Linked DNA regions of Homo sapiens: region 1 is linked to region 2. The links are chromatin contacts, found by Hi-C or POLR2A ChIA-PET in ENCODE. All regions are on one chromosome and are shown on one strand. The core of a region is the stretch at or near the end of the contact, and the rest is flanking DNA. Distances in the headings are between cores, read along the strand shown. Region 1 has its middle 38 kb from the start of IATPR. Region 2 holds the start of EPC1 (enhancer of polycomb 1).

Region 1 (3,323 bases), core at 144-2,643, 810 kb after region 2:
ATCTTCCCTAGCCCCTCTTAAAAATCATTCTGCACAAGCCCAAAACCCATAACAAGCCCCGCTGCAACCCCATCTTAATGAGATGCTCCACAATTCCCGTGGTGTTCCATCAACCTTGTCGTAGCTGGTTAACAAACCTATTTTTTTTTTTTTTTTGGCCACAAGTATGTTCTTAGTAATCCTTATTTGATGGACTTTATCAAAGGGTAGAGGTTGGCAAAGATGGGATTCTTCTCCTTCAAGAGGTACATGTTTTGCAACCAGATTTCTGAGAAGACTTAATAGTAACAAGCCCCGAGTTGCAGTGTTTGCCAGCCTTTGTGGTGTAACTACTCAACATTCTGGTCAATTTCAAGCTACCAGCATGATGCCATTTTGAACACAGAGTTGGGAAGAGATGCACTCAATCAGCTTTTGGGGGTCTTCACAAGTTGGCTTCAGCAAACCACTGTCCCCAACTTACCCATCTTTCTCAAACAAGAACTTTTTTTTCTCATGGAGTTTTCCAGATTTGTTTCTCCACAGAGTAGCTTATGATCTTGTATCCCCCTGAACTTGAGCAAGGAATCTGGTGCTAAGCTGATGTATAAGCAGGTTCTGAGGAATGTCATGACAAATAGACATCACCAACACAGATCCTGCATGTAAAAATTGACGAATGGGAAACAGCCCAGAGATTCAGAGACTAGTAAACGCCCATTCATATAGTTACCGTTGGTTGCTTCTTGGAAGGTAGCTTCACAGCTAGGACTGAAGCCCCATGGTTTCATCTTAGAGAAGAGATACACACCCTCTTAGGTATCAACATGAGCTCATCTTGCTTTGGCCCAGGCTTAATGAAAGCCTTGAGAAAGACCTGGCTTTTTTTTTTTAATCATACAAAGAAAATTATCTTTGTGGAATATCTGTGAAGTGATTATAGATAATGGTCCACGATCTGATGGCTACAAGTTCAGCCACTTGGCTGAGAAACGAATTCCCTATCTGCTACTCCAAGACCTCATTATGTGCTCACGCTGGCAAATTGGTAACGAAAAGACTTAAAAAGTTTCTGAGAGCAAAGCAGCTCCTTTCTTAGCCTGACTGGCCTACAGAGCAGGGCCCTTGGGAGCAGAGAACTAAATTCAATGCAAATTTCAAACAAGATTACCAGTGGCTTCTCATCCTCCTGGAAGTTTGAGAATGTGTAGACTGTACAAAGCCAACAGACAAAGATGGAAACACCGTAACTGAAGGGAGGAAAAAAGAAAATGGTTTAGGCTAGGCTAAGAAGGTTGGTATTATTTTTCTAAAGAGGCATAAGCTCCTTTGACAAGAATACAAAGGAAATGGATCTTACTTTCAGTTCAGCACTTTACTCAGCAAACTCGTGTAGTATCTTTCTTGTGCTGGAGAAATCAGAATGAAACTCTGTGTCTACTGAGAGAGATGGGTATGGGAGGCAGTTACTTGCTTCTTTGCTGTCACATCCAGTCCTTGGCCATTCTCTGAAATCTGCATTTCCCAGATAGCCTTAGCAACAGGCGTTGGTCTCTGTTTAAGGCCGTGGGGACACTGGCTTGAGATTGGAGGATGGGTATTGGGTAGATGGTGGGAGAATCATCCCCATCTCTCTTTGCTTCAGGTGGTGTTCCAGTGATCCTAGTTCCACTGGACCAGATCTAGCCAGGGAGCCTTGACTGCTGGGCTCTGGTAACAGCTTATGCTTTACCTTTGTTCTTTTAGCCCTGTGACTGCTAGCAGCTTCCTAGTGTAACTAAAATCTGAGATGCCCCCTTACGTCTTCTTTGGTTTATTCACTCTCTCAACATCTTTGTAACTGGCTTATTGCATTAAATTCCTCCTGTTGAACTACCTGGAAAGGGCTTTATTTTATTGACCATAGCCTGACAAATACAGAAAACAAATACATAATTTAATTATAATATGATGCTGCTATAAATAGCGCCTGTACAAGGCCCTCTGGAGACACAGATGGTGGCTGTCTCTCTCTCTCTCACTTGCGGGGACAAAGAAGAATCTCATTGAATGGAAAATTTGAGCTGCAGCTCCAAGAATGAGTAGAAAATCCCAAGGGAATGGGGAGGGAGTATTCCAGGCATTTTCCAGAAGTATGGCAACGTGACAAAATACGAAGTTTTAGAGGAATGGCAAATACTCACCAACCATTGAATAATGGGTCAAACACAAAACAAGCAGACTACTCAGAGCTTAGATATTCAGATTTCAGTTTTTATGCCTGTCGGCATCACTAATGCCACAGAAGCCTCAAATTCCCCTGGACTTGGAGAATGGAAGGGATCACCTGAAAATCGCTGGAAAACTTAGGACTCTGTCCTCCTTCTCTACCAATGCAAAGGGCTATTCGCCTTACTAGCAATCTCTGGGGAAACTTTAAACAATGTATTTGCAAATGATACTTATTTAAAATCTTTAAACTGCAAGACACTATTGTTGGAAATCAGATTGTCATCTTCTGAAAGATTCACTTCTTACTTGCCTCTCTTCTGCAAGAGTGAAGGGTCGGGAAGAGACTTCCGAAGTCACTGATGAACAAAATAAACCAGGGCTTGGAAAGGGCCCAGAGAACATCTGTTTAGTCTTTTTCTTTTGGTAGTGACAAAAATGGTGTCTAAGACTTAATCATCACCCCTTCCTAAAATACACACATATGGGAAGCAATGGTGGTCTTTCTGCTCTGGGGGTGGTTCACAGCTTTCAGTTTGGAGCTGAAGACTGCCACCACACACACCATTCTCATTAAAGCAGAATGACTTGCTTGCCTTCAAGGATGATATTTCCATTTCTATGCTTTAGTGCATCTTTCTGTAGTAGCAGAGAATGGTGTATTTTCAAATATGCTCCCTGTTCATGTATCACTTAATGCTCTCACAAGACCGTGATCAGCTGGCACAAATGGAAAGAGTTCAGTTACTTGCCCAGAAATCTCCAATAGACACTCATCAAGACCAGGGATCGCACCCAGGTCTCTATTTTTGGCAGGCACATTTTCTGCCACTCCATAGCCCTTTTTGGGATAGCCACTTTTGTTGCAAATTCATATCCTGTGAGAGCTCCAGGGCCAACACTCCATTAAAAACACAAGAGCTGTCAGGTTGGCCCTGTGACATTTCTCTCTCTCTCTCTCTCTCTCTCTCTCTCTGTCTCTCTCTCTCATCTACTTTTTGGAGACAATGTTTAAGGAGAGATGTTCAACCCAAGACAATGCCTCCAGGACTTTGCTTTCTCACCACCAACCACCTGACCCCAGAGAGAAATGCCCTTCTGACCCCTACTGGTTATGATGGGGCATACACCAAGTG
Region 2 (3,291 bases), core at 190-2,689:
TGTCAACATTTACGTGCTGAAACCCACCCAATTTAGACATCTCAATATTAAGATTTCTGTGAATCAAGTCACTTAGTTTTAGTTCGGTTTTGAATAAGAAAGGATCCTCCTTCGAAATTTAGATCTATAAAAGTTACTTAAATTGGGTCTTTTCTCCCCCTATGTTGAGATACCAGAGAGCAGGAGAACTTAAATTTATTTTACAAATAGGTAAGGTTACAGGCTTCAGAAGAGAGAGGTACTCCAAACAAATCTGCAAGATATTCGCAAGGATCACAGAAAAAGTCAGGGATAGTGGTTTATTATCCTCCGACCAACTAGCTCTGGAGAGGGATGGATACAAACGTCCCAGAAAGAGGACACTGAAAGTAAGTCTTATCTTCTAGAAAAGTAAGTCGTCCGGGCAAACACGCTGCACCCTCGACATTTCCTTGCAGAGGGGGAGAAAAGCCTCATAGAGCAGCAGGCGACATGACATGCCCGTCTGAGGCTCCACGTGGGGGCTGCACTGAGCCCAACAAGCTTCCCAGACCATGGGGCAATCAAATTCCCCGACTGTGCACAGAACCTGCGCTCCCGGCCCGGGCAGCGGCGCGCAGGCCGCAGTGGCCCTGGAGCGCCACCCAGCGGCCCACGGAGAGGCCTGTAGGCGGGTCCTCCACGGCTCCCGACTCGCCGCACCCCCACAGCCACCCAGCCCGTTCCCCTCTCCGGATGCACAAGGCCCAACCCAAGAACTAAGACACAAAATGGCTGCCGGCAGCTTCGTCACGTGACCCCTTTGTGCCTTTCGGGCCCCCGAACTCCGCGGGACCCGGGTACAAGTGGCCAGGGTCAGCGGGTGGCCTTAGAAGGGGCCCCGCTGGGCCGCGGCGGCCGGGGGTCGAGGCTGGGGGAGGCGGGGTATAGGCCCGGCCGGCGACTGAGAGTCGGCGGCGAAGAGAAGATGGCGGCCATTTTGTGTGGGTTTGCTGCTCCGCCGCCGCCGCAGGCAGCAGAGGGAGCGGGCCTGACGGTGGGTCGGACAGGGGAGTTAACACGTACCGACTCCTCTTCCTTCTCCATTCCGGTGGGCATCTGCGGCACGGCCCTGTTTATCGAGGCGTATTCGTGCAGGTCGGGCAGATCCTCACAGCGGAAAACCGGCAGCGGCTTCGAGGCGTCTAGCGCCCGCGCCCGAAACGACAGTTTACTCATCTCAGGCGCAGCAGATACCTCTCCGCTCTGGGGAAACGGCCCCGGCCAGCGGGATCATGGAGAACCGGGGGTTCGGTCCCCACTCGCCAACCGCTGCCGGGGACTTGAGGGGCGGAGCGCAGAGCCCGCCGTCCGGGCACTAACACCAGCCGGGAGGGTGGGAGGCTGTGCCGCTCCGCTCCTCTCTCGCTCGCTCTCTTCAATACGCCATGGCCAACATGGCGGACATTAAAACTCCACTGTGCGCTCTTCAGCCAACCCCAGCCATTCCCCACACTGCATCGCGCAGCGGCGCGGGCACGCGGGCGGGGGGAGGGAGCGCGGGCTCGAGGCCGGCGCCGGCACGAAGCGCGCGTCCCGCCAACCCCCGGCACCCGCCGGCCTCGCTTCCCGCGCCTCGCTGCTCCGGGCCCCCGCCCTTCGCGGGTCCGGGGGCGGACAGGGCGGACTGGGCGCTCGGACACCGGGCGCCGGCTCTTGGGTCGTGCTCTCCTGCAGCGCACACGCTCACTTTCTCACGCTCGCTCCCTCCCGGCGCCGCTTTCTGACGGGCGAACAAGGTGCGGGAAAACTCTCTCCACCAGCACGCCGCCGTTTGGAAAGGCAGCTGGGGAGAGTGGCAGGCGGGGCTCGGGCCCCGGGCACCTGGGGCTCGGAGGGCTCGGACCTCTGGGGTGCTCGCCAGCGGCTGCCCCGGGGCCACGGCCGCCCCCACGGGGCTTCGGAGGGGCGCTCCAGAGGCGCCGCGCGCCGCCGTCTGCCGCGGGGGGCGAACGCACAGCCTAGTTCCCGCGGCGCCTTAGGTCTTTACGATAAAAATACAAACTGAATTAGGGGCAGATGCTACTTTGAGTAAACTTTTATCAGCAGTTATTTTTATGTCCTAATGCAACTTTGGATTATAATGTTTTATAGGCACCGCATCAAGTCATTGATCCGTTTCCCACGCATTGGGCTTAATATAAATGATAGGTATCCTATTCTACAAAGTAGATTTTTTTAAATCCTGCATTTTCATCTACACATATTTACTTTTTAAATAGTAACTGAAGCAAAGGAAATTATTACCCACCACTATAACATTTAAAAGCAAGATCTACTTCAGAATTTAAAGCCAGTTCTTTATATCTAGCTCATGATTCTGTACTCAAAGAGACTGCGGCTTCATCATAGCCGTGGGTTCACACTTTCATCATTTGTCCTCTGAAAAACTTTGTAACATTGAATCATATAAAGACCTGTCGTACTCCCGCCAAACAAAAAGCTGAATTATTAGATTTAGATGGATATGATAGATGGGTGGCATCGGTTTATATTACACATGAAAATGGGTATCCTGAGATCTCTTCGTTGTTGTTGTTGTTAATAGGGAAGATTGTTGGGGTGGGTTTAATAAATTGGCAGCCAAATTTCAATTCGAGTTTCAATTTGTATCTTAGTGCACAATTTTGTATCTTGTGCAACAAGATACAAAAAGATACAAAAATGTTTTGAGTTGCTTTTCTCCCTGGGAACTACGTAGTAAAAGTAATCACGCTCCTTAAATACTGGGCTTGATATGAGCTGTCACTAGCTTAGGGCACACAGGCAAACTGCTAGCCTCCAGGCTGGTTTAGCCAGCTCCCGCGGGGTAGGGAGAAAACAGGACGGATTGCAGTTCTCCAAAATTATACTTAAACTCCGATATTGGCAGCTCACTTAAGTGAGGCATAAGGACGTTCACCTGCATTTCCTACACAGAGACCGTGCCTTTATTCATTCAATGAGTATTGAGGGTGTGTATTGAGCCCTCATAGCCTTCCAAGTCAGCTTGGCACCCACAGGGCTCCTGGAGGAGCTTACACAGTGGGGAGAAGGACCCGCGAATGGCAACTGCCACACGGCGAGCTAAGTGTTATGGTGGAAGCCCAGGCCACTGTGGGAAGGGGCAAGAGTGGCGCCCAACCCAGGAGAGTAGTTCTAATGAAGTAGCAAGGGAAGACTTTTTGGAAGAGATGATATCTGAGTAAAATTATGTAGGATAAGTGTGGGTTAACTTTGCAAAAAAAGTAAAAATGAAGGGAAGAAAGGTATCTTAAGACAACGGTAGCGACG

Evidence for each region. A loop is a pair of places that touch in the nucleus more often than their neighbours do. ChIA-PET counts read pairs that join two places held with the same protein, here RNA polymerase II (POLR2A). Pooled maps may share reads with other maps.
Region 1: a loop to region 2 is called in a pooled map, with 2.4 times the contacts of the local background. The contact joins the enhancer-like site here to the promoter of EPC1 in region 2. A Hi-C loop is called at or near these places in 1 of 168 maps with a recorded cell type or tissue (CD4-positive, alpha-beta T cell) and 1 of 50 pooled maps. POLR2A ChIA-PET finds 5 or more read pairs at or near these places in 3 of 52 experiments (Panc1, activated CD4-positive, alpha-beta T cell and activated T-cell).

What each region holds. Positions count from the first base shown.
Region 1 is chr10:33,152,718-33,156,040 of GRCh38, forward strand. No RefSeq gene overlaps it. Among named protein-coding and RNA genes, the nearest start is that of IATPR, 38 kb to the left of the region's middle. Within about 2 kb of position 1,394, at least 5 of the 41 ENCODE cell types and tissues checked have a DNase peak (open chromatin) inside an H3K27ac peak, as active enhancers do; they include CD4-positive, alpha-beta T cell and Panc1, where a contact is called at or near this core.
Region 2 is chr10:32,345,719-32,349,009 of GRCh38, forward strand. EPC1 (enhancer of polycomb 1) reads right to left here and starts at 1,440. Exons shown (of 14, transcript NM_001272004.3): 1 at 1,045-1,440. The coding sequence starts at 1,197. EPC1-AS1 (EPC1 antisense RNA 1) reads left to right here and starts at 1,646. Exons shown (of 2, transcript NR_104163.1): 1 at 1,646-1,757. RefSeq lists silencers at 471-750, 1,421-1,890, 1,901-2,030 and enhancers at 971-1,070, 1,091-1,150.